Regions from separate parts of the Mus musculus genome. Here regions 1, 2, 3 and 4 are each linked to region 5. A link is a loop called in an ENCODE intact Hi-C map of the cell type or tissue named here. Cell type or tissue: heart. All regions are shown on one strand.

Evidence for each region. A loop is a pair of places that touch in the nucleus more often than their neighbours do. Peaks named below come from ENCODE experiments on the same cell type or tissue, not always from the same donor. Only the 100,000 strongest peaks of a DNase experiment are listed, where the experiment ranks them.
Region 1: a loop joins it to region 5, with 2.3 times the contacts of the local background. A loop is called at or near these places in 3 of 42 quality-filtered maps.
Region 2: it touches region 5 in a loop (2.3-fold over the local background); 2 of 42 quality-filtered maps call a loop at or near these places.
Region 3: it touches region 5 in a loop (1.9-fold over the local background); 3 of 42 quality-filtered maps call a loop at or near these places.
Region 4: it touches region 5 in a loop (2.5-fold over the local background); 2 of 42 quality-filtered maps call a loop at or near these places.

The regions. Positions count from the first base shown.
Region 1 is chr8:72,720,727-72,725,726 of GRCm38, reverse strand. It overlaps Sin3b (transcriptional regulator, SIN3B (yeast)), which reads right to left and starts at 2,457. Exons shown (of 19, transcript NM_009188.4): 1 at 2,319-2,457; 2 at 1,577-1,683; 3 at 37-190. The coding sequence starts at 2,417. In heart, no CTCF peak of the experiment used is centred here; a DNase peak (open chromatin) is centred at 2,486; H3K4me3 peaks cover 1,710 bases; H3K27ac peaks cover 1,149 bases.
Region 2 is chr8:72,237,812-72,242,811 of GRCm38, reverse strand. Ap1m1 (adaptor-related protein complex AP-1, mu subunit 1) reads right to left here and starts at 2,794. Exons shown (of 12, transcript NM_007456.5): 1 at 2,569-2,794. The coding sequence starts at 2,610. It overlaps Gm51536 (a long non-coding RNA gene), which reads right to left and starts at 867. Exons shown (of 2, transcript XR_003947404.1): 1 at 324-867. In heart, CTCF peaks have their summits at 2,890 and 3,091; DNase peaks (open chromatin) are centred at 401, 2,761 and 3,171; H3K4me3 peaks cover 2,166 bases; H3K27ac peaks cover 1,687 bases.
Region 3 is chr8:72,546,311-72,551,310 of GRCm38, reverse strand. Med26 (mediator complex subunit 26) reads left to right here and starts at 3,001. Exons shown (of 3, transcript NM_027485.4): 1 at 3,001-3,416. The coding sequence starts at 3,345. In heart, no CTCF peak of the experiment used is centred here; DNase peaks (open chromatin) are centred at 2,910 and 3,780; H3K4me3 peaks cover 3,557 bases; H3K27ac peaks cover 2,903 bases.
Region 4 is chr8:72,175,376-72,180,375 of GRCm38, reverse strand. Rab8a (RAB8A, member RAS oncogene family) reads right to left here. Exons shown (of 8, transcript NM_023126.2): 5 at 4,447-4,536; 6 at 3,988-4,053; 7 at 2,706-2,756; 8 at 1-331. The coding sequence ends at 239. Among named protein-coding and RNA genes, the nearest start is that of Hsh2d, 12 kb to the left of the region's middle. In heart, a CTCF peak has its summit at 2,800 (motif pointing left); a DNase peak (open chromatin) is centred at 2,795.
Region 5 is chr8:72,472,824-72,477,823 of GRCm38, reverse strand. Cherp (calcium homeostasis endoplasmic reticulum protein) reads left to right here and starts at 2,591. Exons shown (of 18, transcript NM_138585.3): 1 at 2,591-2,766; 2 at 3,039-3,212. The coding sequence starts at 2,742. In heart, no CTCF peak of the experiment used is centred here; a DNase peak (open chromatin) is centred at 2,613; H3K4me3 peaks cover 2,432 bases; H3K27ac peaks cover 2,173 bases.

The DNA of each region.
Region 1 (5,000 bases), 250 kb before region 5:
GACTCTCGAGGTCCACATCACTCAAGCGAAGCCTACCTGGCTGCTCAGCGGCGACTGGATGTTCAGCTTGCCGTTCTTGGGAATGTCTATACGGTATCCAAGCGGAAGGAAAGCATTAAACCCCACGATGAGGTCAGGGTGCTCATGGAAGAGCTGGGACACACGCCTGATCACACCAGGAGTGTCGATGCTGGAAAAAAGAAACACAAGTGGGCAAGAGTCCTAAGAGTGAACTCCCCCAGATGCCCTCGAGATCACCTCAGCCCAGGCTTAGTTGACGGCGAAGACTCTGAAAATGGGCCCCACCATGTTGTTTTGTTTGTTCCCTTAGAGACAGGGTTTCTCTGTATAGCCCTGATGACCTCCATATGCTTGCCTCTGCCTGAGATTAAAGGTATGCACCACTATGCCCAACTGAACAAATGGGCCCCACCATGTAAAATCACCTGTGGCTAGGTCTAGCAAGAACTATAACTAGACATAACTATATACATGATAGTTTTGTGTGTGTGTGTGTGTGTGATGTATATAACACACTACATAACTATATTTCCAGGCCATTTGAGCTCCTGGGCCCAATTCTGAAGATGTCTCAAGAGTTAGGTGCTGGGCTGAGACTCAACAGGACACAGTTCTCCAAGCAATGTGAGAAATTCCCTCATATTTTATGAATTAGGGAAAGGTAAGGATACACTTTCATTTTTTTACTAAAGGAAGTGTTTAAACACCAGAGCCTTCAAGTTAGGGGACTGGTAAAGTTGAAATGACATGAGGGTCTTCTTCTGGCTTCAGTACCCTGAATATCCACAAGAAACCAGCCCAGGCCGTCTACACTTCCTGAGAGCAGACAGGCAGGTCAGTACCAAGATCTGTGGGAAGCGGTCTGACTGACAGCCTGGGTTCTAGCTCCACCCACCTGTCACTAGGATGAGTCCCTTACCTAAACCAAGCCACACCTCCCAGAAGATTCTAGAAGACACGGACATTAACTCAGAAACAACCCAATACGCCTAACTGCTCTGTGTCTACAAAACAGTTCCTGTTCATACCACACTGGTTCCAGATTAGTAAGTGCTATTGAAAAGCATCGTAGGGACAAGAGCTAAGAGATCATAAGTAATATTTTCCTGCAGTATTAACAAAAAATGCTTCCCCAAACAATCAAAATCTGTACCCCATTTATTTTCTGTATTTGGGCATGTACCACAGATCTCAAGGGCAGGTCAACAACTTGTAGGAGTTAATTCTCATCTCTCTAGGGCTGAAACTCGGGTGGTCAGGCTTGGTGGCTGGCACTGCTACCCTCTGGGACATCTTACCCACCCCCAAATCAACATTTTAAATAAAGACTACACCCAACACTCCCTGTTCAGGCCTCGATTCCCCAATTCCTTCACCCCTTCCAGGAATCCCATCAGTTCCTCAGAACCACCTCATCTTGCGACTGTTTTAGAAGAGATTCCCAGGGCCCTCCAATCCTGTGCATGATTAACAGCTGAGGAGACACAGTGTAGTTGGTTTGGGGGTTAGAGGGCTCAGCCCCCAGCTCCTGGGTGTACAAGGCCCTGCAGATTACCTCTGGCTTTTGAACTCCTTCATGATCTCCAGGAAGCCGTTGTAGGTGGCAGGGTCACTGCCAAAGCGGATCTTCACCTGGTCGAGGTAGGTGAGAGCGTCCTCCACCTGTGGGGAACAAGAAGGCCAGAGGTGGGCCAGGGTCGCGCGATGCAGTGACTGATGGCTGGAAGGCCAGGGATAGAAGAGGGGTGGCACGGGGCAGCAGAGGGCCGCGAGGATAACTGCGGTGTTACTGGGAGGGCCGACGTCCGACTAGAAGGACCGAGAGCCTGCGGGTAGGACCAAGAGCCTGCGGGTAGTCCCGAGAGCCTGCGGGTAGTCCCGAGGGGCCTCGAGGAGTTCCGGGTTGGACCGAGGACCGGCGGGGACGACCGAAGGGTCTCGAGGAGGACGCGAAATCCCTTGGAAGACCGAGGGGCGTAAAAGGGAAACTACGGGCCAACTAGGAGGATCGAAGGTTTTCGGGGTGCACCGAAGGGTCCCGGGGATGACAGGGATCGCAGGAATGACTGAGAGATGTCGAGAAAGACCTCTGTATCTCTGAGAAGTCCGAGGAGCGGCGGAAATGAATTGTTAGGGGGAAACCGAGGGGCTGCCGCGAAGACCGAAGGATTCCGCGGAAGGGGTGTGGGGTCCCCGGGCCCGGCTGCGCAGAGAGGAGGCCAAGGCGGGGCCGCACGGCGGGGCGCCATCCCCGCGGGGGTCCGAGTCCCCAGGAAGAGGCTAAGGACATCACTCACGTGCACCGGCAGCTTCTCGTGCCCTCCGGAGCCCGAACGACCCCAGCGGGAGCCACCGAATCCCCGGCCCGCGGAGCCTCCGCTGCCTGCATGCGCCATGTTGGAAGTCAGAGCCGCTTCTGCCCCGCCTCCGCCTGAGCCCTGGTCGCGCTTGCGCGGGCCCCGCCTCCTAGGGGGTGGAGACTCGTGGCGTCAAATAGGGGAGTGTCCACATAAGGGCCTTGCTGGACGGGGCGGGAGGTCTTTCTCAACTTATGTGCCCTGGGGGTCTGTGGCCACCTGGAAGGCCTAAAGTGTTTTTTGATTTGTTTTGTTGGAGGGAAAGAAAGTAAAGCAAAGTTGAAGAATATTTCAAAACGCATTAATTCTATAAACTTCACATTTCAGTGTGCAGGCTCGCTTGTGATCTCAGTACCGGGGAGTCTGAGAGGAGACCACTGAGAGGTCTAACCTAAACTGGGGTACATAGTTAAGACTGCATCTCTAGGGGCTGGAGAGATGGCTCAACGCTCAACGGTAAGAGCACCGACTGCTCTTCCGAAGGTCCTTAGTTCAAATCCCAGCAAATACATGGTGGCTCACAACCACTCGTAATGAGATCTGACGCCTTCTTCTGGTGCATCTGAAGACAGCTACAGTTTACTTATTTATAATCATAAGTAAGTCTTTGGGCAGGAGCGAGCAGGGTTGGCAGGAGCGAGCAGAGGTCCTAAAATTCAATTCCCAGCAGTCACATGAAGGCTCACAACCTTCACTGTAGTGTACTCAAATACATTAAATAAATAAAACTTAAAAAAAAAAAAAGAAAAAAGACTGCATCTTTAAAAAAAAAAATGACAGTTAGGTGTTGACCTTGTCTCAAAAAGAGAGAGAGGGAAAACAAGCTTAGATGTCTGTGTTGACCCAAGACCTCAATAGTGATATTTGCAAGGCTCTGGTGCTTTCTGGAACAAGTTTCTGAATGTCTATTCTGTGAGGTTGATACAGCAATGGGCTGTAGGTGAGCAGCATCCATTCAAGAGCCATGTGGACTGAATTCTTGCACTGGGTGTGTATGTGTGTGTGTGCACGTGTGTGTACATATGTGTAGGTAAACTCACTCCTGTGTGTGTGTGTGTGTGTGTGTGTGTGTGTGTGTGTGTACAGAGACCAGAGATGGGCACAATCTTTTATCACCCAGCCCTTGTGTTTTGGGGGCAGCATCTCTTACTGAACCTGTAGCTCATTGTCTTCACTTGATACAGTGGCCATGGGTCCACCTGTCTCCACAGTAGTGCTGGGGTCACAGCCCCTAGTCTGGATCCTCCTGCTTGCTTAGAGCAAGCTCTTTACCCATTAACTCCTCTCAGAGTGACATTCCTTGATTCCGTTCACAAATGTGTGCAAACCTGGATCATGGGACCTCTGCTTCCAGGCTGACCTATCCTCCGTTCCAAACACCTACATAGTGGCTCACAACTGCTTGTAACTCCAATTTCAGGAGATCTGGCACCTTCACTGACCTCTGTAGACACTAGGCACATGTGGTACACATGTGATACATGCCAATTGAATATCCATATATTCATAAAACAACTTTTAAATTTAAACAAGGTGGAAATCAGAAGAGGAAACTACTTGATGTGGACCTCTGGCCCCCACATGCTTCCATACACACATGCATCCCTATGTGCACATGATAACATAAGGACCTAATCAGCTCTCACCCCTTAGCTTCCTCCCTGCTGCCAGTGCCCTCCACGCTGTGAGGATGTGCTCCCAGCACATGCCAGCCAAATCCAAACTCCAGCAATCACCGGGCATGTCAAAAGTAATGGGGCTTTATACACATACTTATGACCCCAGAAGAGGTGGTTTTCTGGCAGGCATGGTGGCCAGCAATGAAGCAGTAGTGACAGAATCCTAGAGCAAGGTGGCAAGCCAAGATGACTACATTGGCCAGGTTAAGCGACTGCAATGTTAGTTTTGAGTCATTTGGAAAGAGGGAACCTCAACCAAGAAAATGCCTCCATCTAGCTGGCCTGTGGGCAAGTCTGTGGGGGATTTTTCTTAATTGATGGTTGATGTGGAAAGCTCCAGCCCACTGTGGGTTCTGACTATCCTGGGCTGCTGGTCCTGCTGAGTTTAAGAAATCAGGCTGAGCAAGCCAAGGGGAGCAAGCCACTAAGCAGCACCCTCCATAGCTGGAGCAAAACACACACACCCATGCTGCCTCCTGTCATAGTGTTTCATCGAAGCAATGGAAACCCAAGGACATCAGGAGACCCTGAGGTATGTAAGGTAAAAAGTGGTCAAGGTAGACACCTAAGGCTAACCTGTGGCCATCAAGTGAATATACACATGTATGTATATGGTCCCATGTACATGAGACTAAACATACAGACAAGAGAGACAGAGAGACAGACAGAGACAGACAGAGACAGAGAAGCTGGCTATGGTGATGCCCACCTGCATCCCAGTACTCTGGAAGTGAGACTGGAGGATCATTAGTTTGAGGCCTGCCTGGGCTACAGAGACACCATCTCCAAGCTATAGCCCCAACAAAAAGGAAGGAGAGTATACCAGGTAGGCCTGGCCTCAGAATACTGACAAAAGGGTTAGTCTTCTGGTCAGTGACAGAGCACCAGGCCTACTGGCTATCTCCCAGAGACAAGCAAGTCCCTGGGAATTGAGGTCTGGCCT
Region 2 (5,000 bases), 240 kb after region 5:
GCATGGAGAGAGGAAGGCGGGAAAGCAATACTTCTGTACTCCAAATCTAGAGTCACCAGAGCCACAGACAGCATCCAAGTGTTCTTGGAGGACCTCCTATTTGCCAAAAGTAGCCACATGGAATCCCTTGGTAATGAGAGGCTCAGTGTGGCATGTTGTCATGAGGCTGGTTTGATTTTAGAAGGAGGCAGGAAACTACAGCTTTCTAGAGACAGGTCTGACCACATCCCAACCTGGGGACTCCTGCCTGGAACTGCAGTGGCCCTGGAGCTTCCTCCCATTGCATCCCCAAAGTCCCAGCACCAGTCTATGGGCTGACTTACACCCGGCATGCCAACTGGGACATCTGTCACCTTCTCAGAACCACATCAGGTGCCTGCTCTGCTTGGATGTCTTTCATAACCTTCTCTAAATGCCAAACAGAAGGCAAATAGCTATTCAGTTGCTGGTCCAAGTGTTCTGCTAGGTCAAGAGGCCTGTGGAGCCCAAATACTATGCTCTGTTGACCTTGCTAGGGCCAGGCTTGTCTCACATCTATACTCAATAACTCAGATAAGGCTCTTCAGATCCATTAGGAAAGCAAGGCTCAGACTGCCCAAGGTGCTGAGCCAAGGTGCTTGTCTATGATCATACAGCTCAGCTGCGGAGATTGGCTGAATCCACATGTAAATATGGCTCTACAGCTTCAGCCCAGGATGGGTACTTGCTTGTGCCAATGAGATGTTTGCTAAAGGAACAAGCAAGCCACGACAGGCAGCCCACTGTACCTCTAGGCCAGGTTGGAAGGCAGAGCATATGTCATGAGACCTAGGGAACACTGCCCCTACCCAGCTTCCCAGAAGGCTGTGGAGGAGGCCCAGGTCTGGAACTCACCAGTTGTCGATCTTGGGTGACATACAAGGCAGGTACACACTCAAGGGACTAAGGAAAACGTGGAGGGTGGGGCTCTTCTAAGCTCTAGCTCTTCCATGTAGACTGGACATCAATGTTCTTTCACTGCTAAATGTTGGACTTGTTTACTGTGGCTGGACCTGTTCTGGTAGCTTCCAAACATAAGAGGCTGGCCACTTGCCTTCCACTCTGACAGCCTGAGGTAGAGCGACAGACAGTGCCTTTCTTAAGGCTAAATGTGCCTTCCTGGAAGAGGCTTTTGCATAGAGTACACTGTGGCTGCCTGACAGAGAGCTTGTTGTTCTAGGCTCTATCCTCAGCACCACAAAACCATCCATTATGCTAGGGAGACAGCTCAGTCTGTATTTTCCAAATATCCGACCTGAACTCTATACCCAAATCCCAGGTAACAGCCAGGTGCTTACCAGGTGGTGGTGGCAAATACCTTAATCCCAGCACCTGGGAGGCAGAGGCAGGTCAGTCTCTAAATTCAAGGCCAGCCTGGTCTACAGAGTGAGTTCCAGGACAGCCAGAGCTACACAGAGAAAACTTGTCTCATAAAACCAAGAGAGGGAAAAAGTCAGATTCTGCTGGGAAGTACAGACAGGCAGATCCATGCGTTTTAACGGTTCAGGCAGCCTAGCTCAATCAGTCTAGTGACCCGAGTTCGATAACAAGAGCCCATGTAAGAGTAGCAGGGGTCTCCTTCCTCCACACACCCGCAGAAACACACAAATGAAGATTTCTTTCTCAGATAACGCTGGGCAAGATGCCAGGGTCCTGTTTCTGTGCAGGGCCTTCATGTCTCAGCAGTCTTTGTTATTCCCAGTCAGGATAGCTCTCCCTGATTCTTCAGTTGCAGCTGCTAGTCCATTATGAAGACATGGCCCCAATAGGTATTCATCTATTTCTGTTTTTTCCAAGTGACTAAGTTGAGCTATGACAGATTAGGCTAACCCACGGTGGCCCTGGGCTTAGCACCTGCCTGGCGAGGATGCTTCCAGGCCGCTACTTCCCAGTAATCAGTGTGACTCTAGGCACTGTTTCCCCCTCTAAAACCACACTTTTGTTTGTTTTTGTTTTTCGAGGCAGGGTTTCTCTGTATAGCCCTGTCTGTCCTGGAACTCACTTTGTAGACCAGGCTGGCCTCGAACTCAGAAATCCGCCTGACTGCCTCCCGAGTGCTGGGATTAAAGGCGTGCGCCACCACGCCCTTCTTAAAACCACACTTTTATCATCCGCTTCTCTTAATGTCATAGGAAGCTCAGTGGCTCTAGGGAACGCTGAAGCCTGTGGAGCGAGGGACCGACCTAAGGCCATAGTTCCCGCCACGCCTCTGGCCAAGGGTCGCACGGTCCCCGGGGCGCAGGGTCCTGCTACAGGAGTTCGCAGGAGAAGCTAGAGTCCGGTACCCAGGCGAACAAAAAGGGAAAGGGGCAAAGCGGACAGTTACCTAGCAACCGCAGCCCACCAAGTTGGCTAGCAATGGGGCGGGACTCGCGGAAAGACCACCGCCCATTTCCTAGTAACTTGGTAGGGCTGGCAAGTGAGGCTGCCCCGCCTGCCTGACGCCCTAGCTGGGCTGGTCGGCCAGTTGCCTAGCAACAGGGTGGGTCCTGACAGGGCGAGGGCCCGTTGGTTGCCTGGCAACGCGGAGGGTGGCGAACCCTTCAGTACCTTGCCCTTCAGATCCAGTACGTAGACGGCGCTGGCGGACATGGCGGCTTTGGAAGGTCTCGGCAGTAGCCGAGGGCGGCGGCAACGGCAGGAACTGCGGGCGTTCAGCAAGGCCCGGCGCGCCCCGAGACACTTCCCCTCCACTTCCGGTCCATGAAGCAGCGCGTGGACCGTTATGTCCGGTCTGAAGGGAGCCGCAAGTGCGCAGGCGCGTAACTGAGTGCAAGCGCAGTAGGAACTTTTTGGCAGTATTTTTCACCCATAGCTCAAACGGGCCGGAAGTCAGGGGGCGTGGCCTTCCTGAAGAGCGGGGCCTGGAGGACCAGGGCGGGGCAGCTTTGTCATTACTCCTTGTACCTGAAGGACTAGCTGTGGAATGAAGGTGGACGCTTCCAAGCCTGTTGCTGTGAGAAGACGCTGAAAGCGGAACCGATTTGGAGTTGAGCCTTTTTTTTTCTTTTTCTTTTTTTGTTTTTTCGAGACAGCCTTGCTTTCTGCAGAAGTCAAGTAAACTAATATCCCGTCACTGACTGTGACTCGCCGTTAGGTGGCGCTTAAAGGAAGTCAGTCTCCCAATGGCAATCCAGCCTTATCAGCAATCACTTGTCACTGTCAACCTCTCAACTGACTGGGCTTCACCCGTCTTGCCCCAGTGAACCCAGGGTAGCACGTGTGTAACTTAGCCTGTGCCTAATTCACAGTAAGGCTGAGCCGGGCGTGGTAGCTAGCGCACGCCTTTAATCCCAGCACTCTGGAAGCAGAGACAGGCGGATTTCTGAGTTCGAGGCCAGCTTGGTCTACAAAGTGAATTCCAGGACAGCCAGGACTATACAGAGAAACCCTGTCTCAAAAAAACAAAACCAAAGTAAGGCTGATTAAATTTTAATTCTGCCATTCTTCTTTTTTCGAGACAGGGTTTCTCTGTATAGTCCTGGCTGTCCTGGAACTCACTTTGTAGACCAGGCTGGCCTTGAACTCAGAAATAAACCTGCCTCTGCTTCCCAAGTGCTGGGATTAAAGGCGTGCGCCACCACCGCCCGGCAAATTCTGCCATTCTTAACCACCTTTCTGCCACCGAGAGATCAAAGGAGCCCATCAACACTCCTCCCCGCCCCAAGGGCTTTTTTTTGTTTTTTACTTTGTGTGGTTTTTTACTTGTGTGACACATAGTGAAAGATTCCCGAAGGGAGACCCTTACTCAGACACTTAAGTCCCGGGACAGCCGCGTACCCAAGAAGACACTGAGACCATACATAAAATGTAGAAGGTAAGATTTAATAAAGCAGCGACATGAAAGCACACAGACCAGAGCTCTGGGGTCGAAATAAAGCAGCAACATGAAAGCACACAGAGCTCTGGGGTCGAAACTCATACACCTTAGCACAGGGTAGAGGAGTCTCGACAGTCAGCCAAAATTTTTCACAGGCTTATATAGTAAAACTCAAAGGGGGAGAACTGGGCAGGAAAAGTACAAGTTTACATCACTAGGGAGTTCTGCCAAAGGAATCTAGGTAACTAAGGAGTCATGTCCTATCAAGGAATCTACGTCAGGAGGCCTTTATCTCAAAAATGTTCTTGGAACAGTTTTTTCGAACTTTAGGGTGAGGAGTTTTGGGGTGAAAAGTTTAGGAGTGTTCCGAGAACAATCTCTAGATGGGAGGGGGTGGGCTCCGAGGTAAAAAATTCATGTTCTTACAAGAGGCCAGTAATTTTTCATTCTTCATTCCCCACTTCTTCTTGTAAGTAATTCTAATCTTAGAATTTCAGAAGTCTATATCTCTATGTGGAGAATACTGCATTTACTCTATCTTTAACATGGGAACAACAACAGAATAAGGCAGATTAGTAAACAGAACTAGGCAGGGACCCTTCTAGTGAGGCTTGAGGGTCTCAGCATGACGCAGGTGTACGCAGATCAGATCTCTGGCTGGAACTGGTAAGATGTCCTTGGGGTACCCAGCTTGTTCACTGTAGCCAGTTGTGATCAGACTTCTTTCTGCACCACCTGTAAGCCTTATAACTTAGTATACAGATCATTATTATAACAACATAGGTTTAAACACATTATTTAAGACAGTGATGGGCATAGGAGCCCCATAAAGGATCTTAAAAAGAGTAAAACCGAATCAAGAGGGAGTATTCTCAGTTCTAAATAGGGCAAGGGGAAGGAGTACCAAGTAAGTCTGTGCCAGTCTCTAGGATTAATTTTGTCAAGGTCTGTTTAGAGTTTTATTCAGTATTTCTATCTGTCCTGAGTTCTGAGGTCTGTACACATAATACAATTTTTATTTGACCTCTAAATACTTGGCCACACCCTGACTTACCTGGGCAACAAGGACAGGACCATTATCTGACACTATTGCTTTTGGCACTCCGAACCTTGGAAAATTTTTAATAATCTTCTTGATGACTATCTGAGCAGTCTCAGTTTT
Region 3 (5,000 bases), 73 kb before region 5:
CTGTACAACACAAACAGTTATATATATATATATATATATACACACACACACACACACAAACAATCAAACTTAGGTAAATGAACAAGTAGAATAAAGTTGTGTGCATAGGACTCCACAATATTGTAGTCATGCACTCTGAAGGCAGAGGAAGGTGGATCTCTATGAGTTTGAGGTCGGCCTGGTCTATAAAATGAGTTTCAGGTCAGCCAGCCAGAACTACACAAAGAAACCCTTTTTTTTTTTAAATTAATTTATTTATTATATGTAAGTACACTGTAGCTGTCTTCAGACACTCCAGAAGAGGGAGTCAGATCTCATTACGAATGATTGTGAACCACCATGTGGTTGCTGGGATTTGAACTCTGGACCTTTGGAAGAGCAGTCAGGTGCTCTTACCCACTGAGCCATCTCACCAGCCCAAGAAACCCTTTCTTGAAAAAACAAAACAAGAAAATGGGTTGGAGAGATGGCTCAGCCATTATGAATGCTTGCTGCTCGTCCAGAGTTCAATTCCCCATACCTATATGATGACCTTGAACTCAAGAGATCCTCCTGTTTCTACCTCTTTGAGTGCTGAGATTAAAGGCTAGGCATAGAAAATGCAATCAGAAGCACCAGGTATGATGGTGGGTGGTACATGCCCTATAATTCTAGCGCTTGAGGAGGTGGAGGCAACATGAAGAGCTCAAGGCCAGGCCTGTGAGACAATGCAGCAGTTAAGAGCACTGTTCTCAAAGAAGGACCAGGATTCAATTCGCAGTATGTACTCACAACTCCATGTAATTCTAGTTCTAGGGATCTGACAACTACTTCTGGCCTCTGTAGACACCAGGCACATATAGGTGCATATATACTACAGGCAAAACATTAATATCAAATTTAGAGACAGGGTCTCTCTACATATGGCTGTCTATCCTGGAACTCACTATGTAAACTAGACTGGATTCACGGAGATCCTCCTGCCTCCCCTTGAGTACCACCATACCAGGCAAATAAAATAAAAAATAAAGAAAAGAAAAAGGTTCAAGGCCAGCCTAGGCTACATGTGGTCTCAAAACCTGGGGAGGAATCTAAAATAGCAAGGTCAGCAGGTACATTGAATGCTGTCCAAGATGTTTTCATGACTTGATCCATGCAAAACTAATTGCCTGCTTAATTTATAGCTTGTTTTGAAAAAAAAAAAAAAGGCATACTATACCACTGAATAAACAAGATAGCAGGTCTGCAGGGTAGGATGATGCACTTAATTCCAGCTCTTGGGCAGCAGAACTCAGGCGGATATCTGTGAGTTTGAGGCTAGCCTGGTCTCCACAGTGAGTTTCAAACTAGTCAGAATTGCATAGTGAGATCCAGGCCAGCCAGGGCTTTGTAGTGAGAGCCTGTATAAGGGGAGAAAAATAAAAATCAACTATTAGATAATAATAAAAGACAGAAGATTGGCATAAATGTAATGCACCAGGAGACACTGGAAGGAATAAAATGTTTGAGACCAGCTCAGGCTTCATAAACTCTGCCAAAAAACACCAAACTAAGAGCCAATGTTGATGGAGGACCTTGTTTATTTTGCTTATCTGGTGAGATTAAGTGTATCTTCAAAATGGGCTGCTTTCCAACTTGGAACCTGAGCTCCAAACACATGCCAGGAAGAGAGTGTATTTGAGAAGTATTTGTTCGTGTTCATTCTATTGGTGTAATGCAAAGCCTTCTGTCATGTGCAGAATCAAGAAACCAGCCATGATAAATTTATTTTCTGGGTGGGTGGGAGAAAAGGGCAGGGTCTTACTTACGTAGTCCTTGCTAATCTGGAACTCACTGTGCAGACCAAGCTGGCCTGGAACTCCAGTGAGCCTCCTGCCTCCCAAGCGTTGGAATTAAATGCCTGGTTCCTCACCTCCCCCAGTACCCCCCCCCCGAAGTATGACAAATTTAAAATTAACAGGTGTTGAGCAGCTCTCAGAAGTACATGTGGTTTTCATTACCTGTTTCCCTTCCGTTTCATGTCTGGATTTTTAAGGTTACAACACTACACGAAGTTATTTCTCCCGAGGCCACTTTCGTATAGTGCACTAAACTCGGAGCCCGCCCTCCATCTGTCCAGTTGTAGGGGTCACCGAAGGACGGAGGACCGCAGCCTTTATACTTGACTTCCTTCGTTTCTTGGTTTGACTTAAAACTCCAGGTGACCTTGGTGCTTCCCTTCCTCCCCCGTGAGGCGTTCCTGTTTTCCATCACCTGAGATGCAAAGGCGGGGTCGCTCCGTCCCCTCGGAACGCCAAGGGGAAGATGCTGGGCGACGGTTCCGCATCCTGCTGTTCAGACACAGGCTGGCCACCTCCAGCCCCCCCCGCCCCCCCCCCGCCTCTAGGAAGGCGACAAAAGCGGTGCTTCCTCTTGAGTTCCAGCCCCGCACGGATGCAGACCCGAGGTGTCAGCGTCGCGCAGGCCTTGCAGACTTGCGTCCTCTGCAGAGGTGGCAGCTCCCAGACGTGACCTTAGGTCCCCGCAGCACGCGGGTCACATGGGGACACGCACTGCCCTGCAGACCCGCGCCTGGGGCCTCTGCAGCGGAGAAGGCTGTGCGGAGCTCCTCCGAGCTCCTCGAGGCACGAGTCTAAACGCAGGGAACCGCTGCCTTCCTCAGATTACCTATGGCCGCTCCAATCCTCTGGTTTCTAAACGCAGGAGGCCCTCATCCGGGGGAGGGTCTTTCCATTCCGCAACCCCAAAGCAGTCAGAAGATAGAGTCGGTGTTCCAGGACTTGAAGGGTGCGCTTCCGTTAGGAAGCCCATCCCTCCAGTCCCGAGTGGGCGTGGCCTTCAGATAGCGTCCGTTGCCACGCCCAACTGCCTCCCAACGGCCCTCTGTGTCGGACCTCGGAACCAGGCGGCAGGACCTGCTAATTGCGCCTGCGCGCGCGTGCGCACAATCAATAGGAGGGGCTCACGAGCCGGACCCTCCCAAACCCGGCGTCTCCACCCGCCCCATCTCCCAACCTCCTCAGCGTGGCGCCGACGCTGCGTGCGGCGCGGGTTACCCAGAGTGCTCAGCGCGGGGGGCAGCTCACTGGAGTTTGGTTCTCGAGGCGGCGGCGGCGGTGGTGGCGGAGGCTCCTCCGTCGGCTCCTCCTCCTCGCTCGGCGGTGGCGGCGGTGGTCCGGGGCCTGAGCTCCGGTCCCCTCCGCTTCCCTCCGTCCTCGCCATCTCCCCGAGCGCCTTGACCTCCTCCGGCGCCGCGGGGAACATGCGGCTCCGTTCCCGGAGGCCGGCGAGTGACTGACCCGCGTTCCCCCTCCTCAGCCTGCCCGCCCGCCGGCCCGGCCGCTCCCCCCCGCTTCGCCCAGGCAATGACAGCGGCTCCGGCGTCTCCGCAGCAGATGAGGGACCGGCTGCTACAGGCCATCGACTCCCAGAGCAACGTAAGTGACTGCCTCGCGATCGGGGACCGAGGCCGCATGTGTCGAGACCCTCCCCCTCCGACGCGCCCCCGGCTAGGGGCTCTCTCCAGGCGGTGATCTGCCCGCCACAGCCACTGCCATCTCGGTCTCTCTTTCTCCTGGGTCCGGGGACCGCAGGCAAGGCGGATTGCCCGGCAGCTGAGGGTACCTGAGGCCGAGGCTTCACGCGGCCTGGACTGAGGGAGCGTTTGGAGCTTTGATCAGAGCTAGTTCTTCTCCGTTGTCCCAGCCCGACCGCCCTTGGTGGTCCCCACCGTGCCTCCTTGCCTCACCTCAACCCTGGGAACTGAGAACCCCCCGGGAAGGTCTCCCTGCCGGGGGCAAGGTGGGAAGCAACTAGTGTCTCCGCGATGACTAGAGTAGCCCGCGTCTCCGGAGTCTTGGCCTTTACTCCCCTTCGGTCTCCTGGCTGAACCTCCTTCTTGGCTAGGAGGGAACCCTAGGCCCGTTCTGCCCCCAGTCTGTCTACCTGTGATGCCTGGAGAGTCTCCTCTTTTTTCTGATAGTGGACAAACCTTTCCTGGGGTCTTTCTAGAAAAGACGACCCTGCAGAGAGTGGGATCCTTCCTGTCATCTTTCTTGGCCTAAATGCTCCATTGCGCATCTGACCAGAAGCTAAAGCATGGGATTTTGGTACTGAGTTACTGCCCGTCATAGTTGATTGTTCTCTTATTCCTACCTTCCGGTCCTCTTTCCATCTCTCTCTTGCCCCTCCTGAGGTGCTTTGGGCCCTAGCCTGTCAAGATTTAATTGTAAGGGGTTACTTTATGTCACACTTTCCTCTGCTAAGAGTCCTGTGAGCAGAGGGACATCTTTTTCTTCCTGTGTGAGCATAGACTAATTTCACCTGTTCTTGTATTTTTCCCAAAGGTTTGTTGGCAGTGTAGGGGGCGGGTATCCTTGTTGCTGTTAGGAGCAGGGCCATGGGAAGATGCACAGGCATTCAGATATGAGGTGTTTGCTGGGAGACCAGGAAGTGGCCTTTGAGATCACTTTTTAATATGCTCGGGATGGAAGAAAAATCATCTTGGGCTTGGACAGGTAACCGAGGTTTGAGTCTTTTGAGTTCCCTTGACTATGCTTGACCAGTTACTCTTAGCAATGTACAATGTACACTGTATTGTGGTGTGTTCAGAATAATTCACATTGTTTGTGTGGTCTTGGTAGAAATAGAGGTGCTCTAGTTTCTATGAGATCTGCTTGCTGGATCCAAAATTATTTTCTTCTTGGTCTTTAAGATCACCTTGATAGTAATTTAGTAAATACTGTAGACATTTTCTCGAGGTAGAATAGGGACAGGCTAGATAAAAATCTTCTAGAAAGCCTTTTTAAATTTTTTTCTTTTTTCTTTTTTTGGTTTAAGGTTTTGTTGGGTTTTTTGTTGTTGTTTTGTTTGCCAGTGATTGGTATTACTGACTGTAATCACATGATTGATATATTAGGATATTAAAAGGTAAAAACAAGAGATAGGAAAACATAGCCTTGATGGCTTTTGCATCTTTGCTGAAGCCATAGTGTACACAGTATAATTTTTTGATGTTGTTT
Region 4 (5,000 bases), 300 kb after region 5:
TCTGTGCCTATGAGGCAGGGGACGGATAGGCCTGACTGGCAGATGACATAGGAAAAACAGCAAAATTCTAACTCTCTCCATCTCTGAAGGTGGAAAAGATCAGACGGTTACTAAAAAATAATCAATTTCTCAATCGAGTCCGGGCAGCCGTGTCCAAACATCAGAGGTGGAGGCTGGCCCGGGGCAGGCACAGTCAGCTGGGCTGAGCACAGGCTCAGAATGGGCAGAGACCTTGTCCTCACAGGAGACTGCACCGGAAGAAGCTGGTCCTCTTCTGCTGCTCCACTGTGATCTTGACTCCATGGCTGCTCCCCTGCGGGCTGTTCCCTTCCTGAAGTCACAAGTTTGCCTTGTTACTTACTGTGGCTTGTCAGCTCTACCTACTACCCACAAACAGCTGTCAAATGGTCTGTCCATAACTGTCCAACTAATCACTCCACCATCCATTACCCTAGATCCAATCACCCACTAGCCATCCATCCATCTATTTGTCCCCCTGATGTTCAACCATTCCCTGCTAACTTACTGTCCATCTACTCATCGAATCTCTATCTTCTGAATCACTACCCACCCCCTATCCAATCCCCCACCTACCCATTATCACCCTTCCCACTCCCCTATGATCGATCACATCCACTCAAACTCTTGCAGTCATTCACCCTCAAAATCTGCCACTCTCTTCCAAAAGCATCCCACTGTCTCCTGACCGTTCATTCACCTTCCACGGCCCCCAGGCTGCTTTCATCTGCTTCTCACCATCCCCCAGGCCGTTACTCTTTCTTTTTTCCTCCCCACCAACACCCAGACACCTCCTTCCACACTCTTCTGTTTCTTGCTGCCACTGGGCAATGACCTGAGGACCCTGATGCTGGTCAAGTGCTCTATCATTAGCCACATCCTCCAGCGATACAATCATCTTGTTTTCTCCTCTGCTCCTCCTTCCTCCCTACCTTTTCCCCATCTACTCACCTATCTATGCTAAACACCCCTATCGTCTATCATGGAGGCATAGAGTTTTCTGCCTCTTGTGCTCCAGTGGTGCAGAGGTCCACCTGTTGCTAGCAACACAGGAGCTAAACGCTAGTCCTTTTCTTACAAAGAAGGTTTTTAAAAATTAGATTTACGGGCTGGTGAGATGGCTCAGTGGGTAAGAGCACCCGACTGCTCTTCCGAAGGTCCGGAGTTCAAATCCCAGCAACCACATGGTGGCTCACAACCATCCGTAATGAGATCTGACTCCCTCTTCTGGAGTGTCTGAAGACAGCTACAGTGTACCTACATATAATAATAAATAAATAAATCTTTAAAAAAAAATTAGATTTACTTATTTTTGTGCGTGTGTGTGAGCTCGTTTCTTCCAGTATAGGTCTGCTATCAAACGAAGCTCTGAGTTGTGTGCTGTACTGCCTGCCTGGTACATAGGTTGTACAGGGAATGCTGCCGTTTAGATGTAAGCATGAAGAGATGCCACGAGTCCACCTTGTGCCTCACTGGTGGCTCAGAGCCCAGTTGAACGTGTGGGGCAGGCTGTATTTCACGCATTCTGTTGGGTGATCACACTTCAAAGAGCCTCAGGAGCCGGGCGGTGGTGGCACACGCCTTTAATCCCAGCACTTGGGAGGCAGTGACAGGTGGATTTCTGAGTTCGAGGCCAGCCTAGTTTACAAAGTGAGTTCCAGGACAGCCAGGGCTATACAGAGAAACCCTGTCTCAAAGGAAAAAAAAAAAGAGCCTCAGGACTAACCATTGTTCTCTGATCTCTAGTAACACAGGTAGGTCTGGGGAGGGTAAGAGCTTAGGGGACAGGGTCACATTGTATTCCTAGTGTCCCCAGGCTTCAGTGACATGTTAAGCTCAGTCAGGAAAGCTTTGCCTTCTTTTCTCAGCAATGGCCTGCTAGGCTTGAAAGGGTCGCAGTGATGGCTCAGTCTGAGGTTGACCCCCAGCAGACATCAGCCAGGTGTGGAGGCTGGATAGCTCACAAGTTGGAGCACCAGTGGCTTTTGCAGAGGACCTGGGCTTGATTTCCAGCACCCATGAGGTACAGCTTACAACTATCTGTGACTTCAGCTACAGGGATCCCATGCCTCTGAGGTACCAGCATACATGTGTCCTCCCTGCCCCAAAAGGGAGACTCTAAATAAAAACAAATAAACAAACAAACAAACAGATAAATAAATAAATAAGCGTTGAAGAGCTGTTTAGAGCACTGGCTGCTTTTCCAGAGGACCTGGGTTCAATTCCCAGAATGACATGGTAGTTCCTATCTGTACCTCTGTTCCTATCAGTCTCTCTGGCCTCTGAGTGCACTAATCATGCATTTGGTGCAGACATTCATGCAGGCAAAACATTCATACTATGAAAAAGCCAATAAGATAATACTGTAAAAAAACTGAACAAAGACCAAGCCAGGGTGGTGGTACTTATAATCCCAGTGTCAGGGTAGGAGAGACAGAAGGGCCCGAGGTTCACTGTCCAATCAGAGATCTTGTCTCAAAAGCTAAGGTGGGAACTGAATGAAGAGCACACTGACACTGACTTCTGGCTGCCATTTGCGCATGTACACACATGCAGACTGACACACACACACACACACACACACACACACTCTCACTAGGATGGCAGGTCTGGGCAGTGATGTGCTGTCCCAGTCAAGGGTGGCTGCATCCTACAGAACCCCACATGGAGGAAGGACTTGGACTCACCAATTTTTTGTCCATTTTTGCTTTGATATCCCTGGCAAGAGTGAAAAATGCCTGTGGAAAGAACAGGCCGTCAGCACCCTCTAGTGGTGGGAAGTTATTGGCTAGAGGGAAGGGAGGTCTGCCTCCTGTCCCCAGTCAGGCTCCCATCTGTCACCCCCTGTAGAGCACCTTGGAACAAAGGCCTTCCCCCAAACCAACAATCCTGTGAATGCGAGCAGGCATTATTCTCAGTTGGCCCTTGATGACATGAGGCTCATAGACCATGTGATTTGCCCAAAGGTATTGCGTGGTTAACTGGTTCAGAAGGGTCTGGAAGGATTATCTATCCATGGCTATGTTCTGTCCATGCCAATTCCTTTTTTTAATTTTAATTTTAGAGAGTCTAGGTTAGCCTTAGACATCTGTAGCTGAACATGACCTTAAATCTCCTGTTTCTTCTGCCTCCACCTCCAAAGTACTGGGACAACAGGCATCACTATCAAGCCTGGTTCCTCCTCTCTTTAAAGAACAGCTACAAATTCCAGTTTGCAAATGACTGCTGTCCCATGGAGGGGACAATCTGAGGTAGGTTGGATTTAGCATCTCCATGCAGTGTTGGAGACCTGGAAAGTGGGGCCAGGGGAGAGTGCATGGAGATGGGCTGGCCTGGACAGGGGAACAAGAATCTGATGGCAGGAAAGGAGTGTAGCAAAGGCTGGGGAGGGCAGGCCCAAGTGGCTTATGGGAGGAGTAGGAGTGAAGGGAATTGAACAGGACAAAGGCCTTGGCCACCGTCCTCTGGGTACTTTGTGGAGTGATGTGAGCGATTTAGCCCCCGCCCCCAGTCTTGATGTGTAGCCCAGGCTGGTCTCAGCAATCCTGCCTCAGCCTCCTGAGTGCTGAGATTACAGGTAGCTCTGCAGGTCTGTTTTTGAGTGTCACTAGGGCTGTGTGAGAAAAGCTGAGGGCCAGGTGCCAGGCTGGCACTGCCTTGGGGACAACATAAGGATGAGGGCACAGCACTGGGACCTGGATCCTCACTGGGGATGTGAATTAATAGTGTGGCTGAGAGGAACACAGCTGGGTGTAGGTAGTGGGTACTAGGTACTGGAATCTGAGCTTTGATTTCCCTCATTTGCTGAGCTAGTGAGACTGTGTCTTGAGTGCCTGACAGAGGGCATCCTGAGCCAGAGGCCAATCCCTCTGGATACTCCAGGCTGAATCTCCCAAAGGAAAGCCCCTCCAGCCCTGGAGCACTGATCCCACAAGCCCATGGCTCCCTGCAGGATCTGACTGGACTCACATTCTCCACATTGATGTTGGCCTTTGCACTGGTCTCCATGAACTTGATCCCATAGTCGAGTGCCAGCTGTAATGAAGGCGACACATGAACACAGTGTGGACTCCCATTGTTTCCTAAGGAATGGAAACTGGGATGGGCTGCTACCATACTCAAGCTAAGGGTGTTACCTTCACTGTGTGATGGTACTGCACACCACGTGGGGAGGGTGCAGAGGAGAGGAATGTGGCATAGCCTAAGCCAGCTCTGTTCCCTGCTGTGATGCCAGCTGTGCCTGGCCTTGCTTGGTTCTGGTGACAAGATAAGAGTTCACTGCCAAGCTCTCATTGCTAGCCACGAGGAAGCTCTGTCTTGCCTAGGGTTATCACCTCACAAGGATCTCTCTATCTCAGGCAAGTCAGGATGGCAAAAAGACTAGGAAGAAGCACCCAAGCTGAAAACGATCACGAGGGCAACACCTACCTTTTCTCCCCGTTCCTTGGACACCTGTCTCTTGTCATTCACATCACACTTATTCCCCAGTATCATCTTCTCCACGTCTGCAGAGGCATGCTGAGAAGAGGGCAGATCAGGGTCAACGTGGAGGGCAGGGTGTGGACTGCTTGGTGGCTGGCAGCTCATGTCCCTAGTGGTTGAACACTTCTTGACTGTGCAAATGGCTTGCACAGATCATGGTCACTAGGCTCCAGAGGCATGACTCCCAGAGCAGATGCTCAGAGACCTTATCCACGCCCTCTAGAGCAGTTCCATGTTAGCTTGTGAGCCATCCCATGCACACACCATGCTACATCTGGGTTCCATGATCTGGGTTCTAGGAATTGAACTGAGTATATCAGGCTTGCTGGCAAGTGCCTTTATCCACTGAACAACTTGCCAGCTTAAGTCCCAATGCCGGCTTGGATCTTTCAACTTTCTCTTCTCTATACATTCTAGAAACAAGGCTGTGCCTAGAACAGGCAAGACTTCCTGCTAAGTTCTTGCTGAACACCCAGGCTTGGCTCAGCTCTGACTGCTCT
Region 5 (5,000 bases):
CCTCTCTCACTTCCATTGCTTTAAACCAGGATACTTGGGTGTCCCTACTGAGGGACTGAGAGGTGCCGTTGGAATTCGTCAAAAGACCCTCACTCACAAAGACCACAGAGACTGCCATCGCTGCAAACCGCATGAGGATTTTTATTGATCCAACATGTTGGGGACCCCCGCCCCCTTCTCAGCACGTAGGCCAGTGGAGAGACCCAGAACAAAGAACACACTTTTTATACCTTTGTAAGGGGCAGATTTAGGCAACAGGGTAGCTGGCTTATTCTAATTGGTGTAACAACCTTTTCAGGCATTGGTTGGTTTGCATAGTGACTAAGTAACCCTTTGGCCTAGCCCCTCACTCTGCCTGCCCTTGTTTTTCAGCAAAGCAACAGTATGTTTTGAACTTATGGGTTAGCTATTAACGTCACAAGTATTAACTCACAGCCATTAACATCAGGGGAAATTTCAGCAAGGTCAGGGTGGTGTGTGGTCTTTCTCAGAATTCAGTGTGGGGTGGGGTAGGGGAATTTCTTTGAGAACTGCTAATGTTGTTTTGGCAGCTGCAGGCTTAGTCATTTTGACCACTAAAACTATATAATTTGGAAGTCCCTTCAGAGGAGAAGGGGCTAGGTGGTCTTGAACTTATTTTGGATTCTACAGTGCTCAGTGTCCCACACTGTCAAGGAGAGAAAGGCTGAGTAAGCTGGAACAGGACAGAACTATGGAGAGCTTGGGTCTGCTGAAGGGACCTGGGTGGAGGTATAGGAGAGGATTAGTTTTATCAGTAAGTTAGTTTGGCCCAGAACCCTGGTCAAAGCACAGTGCTCAGTAGATACAGGCTTGAGCTAGAGTTGTAACCCAGGAAAGCATGGTCTATTAGCTGAGGCAGCCTGGGTACTAACAGAATTTACAGCCTGGGCTCTGTCAGGAAAGAAGGCAACTATGTTCTGAAAGGAGATCCCATTCCATCAGCAAGAACCTTCTGAGCCGGGCGTGGTGGTGCACGCCTTTAATCCCAGCACTTGGGAGGCAGAGGCAGGCGGATTTCTGAGTTCCAGGCCAGCCTGGTCTACAGAGTGATATTTAGGACAGCCAGGGCTATACAGAGAAACCCTGTCTCGAAAAAAAAGAAAGGAAGGAAGGAAGGAAGGAAGGAAGGAAGGAAGGAAGGAAGGAAGGAAGAAAGAAAGAAAGAAAGAAAGAAAGAAAAAAGAATCTTCTGGAACTATCTCAGGTGAGCATGAGGGAGACAGTCCGGGCAGATACAGACTTCTATTTACTGTGAGCCACACAGAGTCCCTACAAGGTCACAATAGTCTTTGGGGATTGCAGGCCTGTGCTGCTGTTGTCTGGTTTTTACACTGAATTCTTGGACCTGAACTCAGGTGGTCCTGCTCCCATGACAAGCACATCACCATTGAGCTATCTCTGCAGCTCCAAGAGTAGGACATTATAAAGGGGCTTCACAGCAGGCAAGACAGGAGTTACAGGAAGGGCATAGGGATCAGGATACCTGCTAGGCTCAACTTCCTCCTTCCTCCTCATATAATCGTGGTGTGGTGCTTCCAGCAGTAAGAATATCCAATTAGGAAAAGTCGGAGACCCTGGCATAACAGGCTCAAAGGATCACTAAGGGCTTAGTGGCCAGCACAAACTCAGAAAGTAAATCATGCCAGTGCTGTAGATCCTGTGCCTGCTTCCAGCTTCTTTAGGCCCTGAAGTCACGTACACAAACCCACCTGACACATAATTAAACCTTTGTTTTCGAGACAGGGTTTCTCTGTATAGTCCTGGCTATCCTGAAACTCTTTGTAGACCAAATTGGTTTTGAACTTGAGATCTGTCTGCCACTGCCTCCCAAGTGTTGAGACTAAAGGCGTGCGCTACCATGCCCGGCAAAATATAAATCTTTTTTTCTTTCTAAAGGTCGATGGTATATCTCAGTGATTGCCTAACATGCAGCCAGTCCTGTCTTCCATCCCCAGTATCCTGTAACCCTGGTGTGGTGGTGGCACACGCCTGTCATCTCAGTACTTAAGAGCTAAGAGGAGGATCGGGAGTGCAAGATTATCTAAGGCTGTGTGGGGAGTTAGAGATCAGCTTGGGCTCTATGAGACCTAATATTCAAAAACCAGGAGTAAGTAATAATATAAATAAACAGAAGGGATGGGGTGTTGACGCAGCTTCCGCTTCTCCTTCCATAGAACGTCTATAGTCGCTTCAGAAGAGATGTCTTTGCTCCACGTCGGTCTGATGTGATGTTGTGGAGCCCCAATGCTCAAAATTCTTACCCAGAAGGAGCATATCGGAACAGGAGCCGAGTGAGGTGTGATTCGCCAAAACCATCACCTGCCGATCCCGCCTTCTGGATGGCGTAAAAGGATGTGAAAGACGCAGAGGCCTGGGAGTGCACGCGTTCGCAAGAACGCAGCAGAAACCCAGAGTACCGCCGGCGCAGCTTCTCACGCTCCAGCGCGTCGGGGAACAGCGGCCGGGCCGCCGCATGCGCAAAGAGGCTCACGCGCATGCGTCTCACTAGGCCATCCTTCTCTGGAGTCCTCACGCAGTCCCTTCCCGCCCTCCTCCGGTCTTCACTTCCGGTGTTTCCCAGCGACAGCCGTAAATGGCGCGCGAAGCGGCCCGCGAGGCCGTCGTAAACGTCGCCCTTCGCGCCACTTCCGGCCGGCTTCTGTGGCCGGTGCTGGTAAGCGATCGTGAGGCGGCGGAGGACGTTGCCAGTGGCTGCAGCCATGGAGATGCCGATGCCGCCAGATGGTGAGGCCGGTCCCTGAGCTGAGGTCGTTGGGTTCTTCTCGTGTGCCCCCGCCGGCCAGCCGTGCCTCCTCGCGTTGCCGGGCCAGTGACGGAGCGCGCTGCGGCCTCGCCGCTCCTCCCTCGGCCTCTCCGTGGTTCCCCGCATTCCTGGCGCGCGCTTGGCCCTAGTCAGGACCCGTACACCACCGCCTTGCAGTGGCCCGCCCCAGAGGACCCCGGCCTGGTCCCCGGGTCAGGCTGCCCCCACTGACGCCTTTTCCTCTGTTTTGCAGATCAGGAGCTTCGAAATGTCATCGATAAGCTCGCTCAGTTTGTGGCTCGCAACGGACCCGAGTTCGAGAAAATGACGATGGAGAAGCAGAAGGACAACCCTAAGTTCTCGTTTCTGTTTGGAGGCGAGTTCTACAGTTACTACAAGTGCAAGCTGGCACTGGAGCAGCAACAGCGTGAGTTCCCCTCAGGCCCTCAGCCGCCTCGGGGTTCAATGCGGGCCCCGCCGCAGCCAATTTCTTTAGAGTTGCAAGTTTCCTCTGCAGAGCAGAGCAGCCGTTCTTCTGTCCTACCCGGAGCCCTGTACCAAGATAGACTGCTGGATCTGTGTGTCATAAGGAGAGACTATCATATATTCTCTATCCAGGCTTTTGGGTCGGGAGTGGTCCCTGGGTGGTCTTTGCAGAGGCAATTGCGGATCTGCAGGAAGGTGGGAACTGTGCAAACTGTGCAGCCTTTCTGCAGGCTGAGACCATAGCTTTCTGCATTTCAGGTGCATAGATCAAAAAGCTTTCCCTTTAGTTTTTGCAACGTTTTTCTTTTCCTTTTTTTTTTTTTTTTTTTTTTGCTTTCGAGATAGGGTTTCTCTGTGTAGTCCTGACTGTTCTAGAGCTAGTTTTGTAAACTAGATTTAAACATCAAGAAAAATATGATTAAAAATAATAGAAATAATAAAAAGTTTAGAGCCAGGGATGATGGGACCACCGCTTTAATCTCAACACTTAGAAGGCAAAGGCAGGTCGATCTCTGTGAGTTTGTGGCCAACTGATTGTACAAGTTCCAGTACAGGCAAGACTACATAGACTGCCTAAAAAAAAAAAAAAAAAAAAACAAAAGAAAAAGGAAAATGAGTGAAGAAGCACAGCTGGTCTTTAAGGGCCTCACACCATATCCCAGGTTGGCCTGGCAGTATGTTATCCAGCCTAGCTTCCAGTTCAAAGCAGCCTTCCTGCATCAGCTTTTCAGCATACCCAAGCTTTGAATAGTAACAGCAGATTTTATGGTTTCTGAGAGCAGAACTCACATCTGTCATATCTAGGGTAGCTCTCTAGTCTCTGAATAAACTGTGGAAATAAGTGTCTGGACTTGCAAAGCCAATGAGTAGTCAGAGTGATAGTGGCTGAGCTACAGTCCTCTTTGATGCCAAACATACTTGGTTATACTCCAGCAATGTATTGTAGGTGGTTGATAGAAAGCTTGTAGGGCAGGCAGACTTGAGCCCATGGAGCACAGGGACTTGAAGAAGGTATGTATTCAGAGAGGAGACATCACACATGTGAACTGAGGGGTTTTTCATATGCCAAGGAGGGGTAGGACTAGAGTCTATTGATCATAAGGTTTTGGTTCCTATTCAGTTGTGGTAGAGGTTGACATCACCATCAGAGTGTCTGTGTCCTCATGCGTGTTTAGAGAGGTCATTCCTTAGCCCCAGAGCACCAAGTTCATAGCCATCCTAAAGCTGATGGCGGTTGAAACAGATTCCAGCAGTGTGTTCTAGTGGACAGACTGGAATTAGGAAAGGTGGTGATCATGAACATGGAAGTGGGAGAGGTCGAAGGTAGAGCCATTGAGGATGGGTAAGGGATGGTAAGTGAAAGGAGTTTAGACCGTGCCTTATTATATATCCCTATACAGGAAGCCTGTGCCCACCCCTGTACAGTCACTTGTTTAGGCTTTCAACTTAAAACCATACCTGGGGGTGGGTGGGTATGGGGGACTTTTGGTATAGCATTGGAAATGTAAATGAGCTAAATACCTAATAAAAAATGAAAAAAAAAAACATACCTGGAAATGGAGAATACATGTAAGCTTTGGCACATTAGGGATTGGGAGACAAGAGGACATTCTGCCAGCCATAGCACAGTAGAATGAATATATTGGACATGACAGGGACAAGGCAGGCTGAGGGTGGTGGGTGGTGGAAGTCAAGAGAGATTGGGTTTAGACACAAGGGAGATACGCAG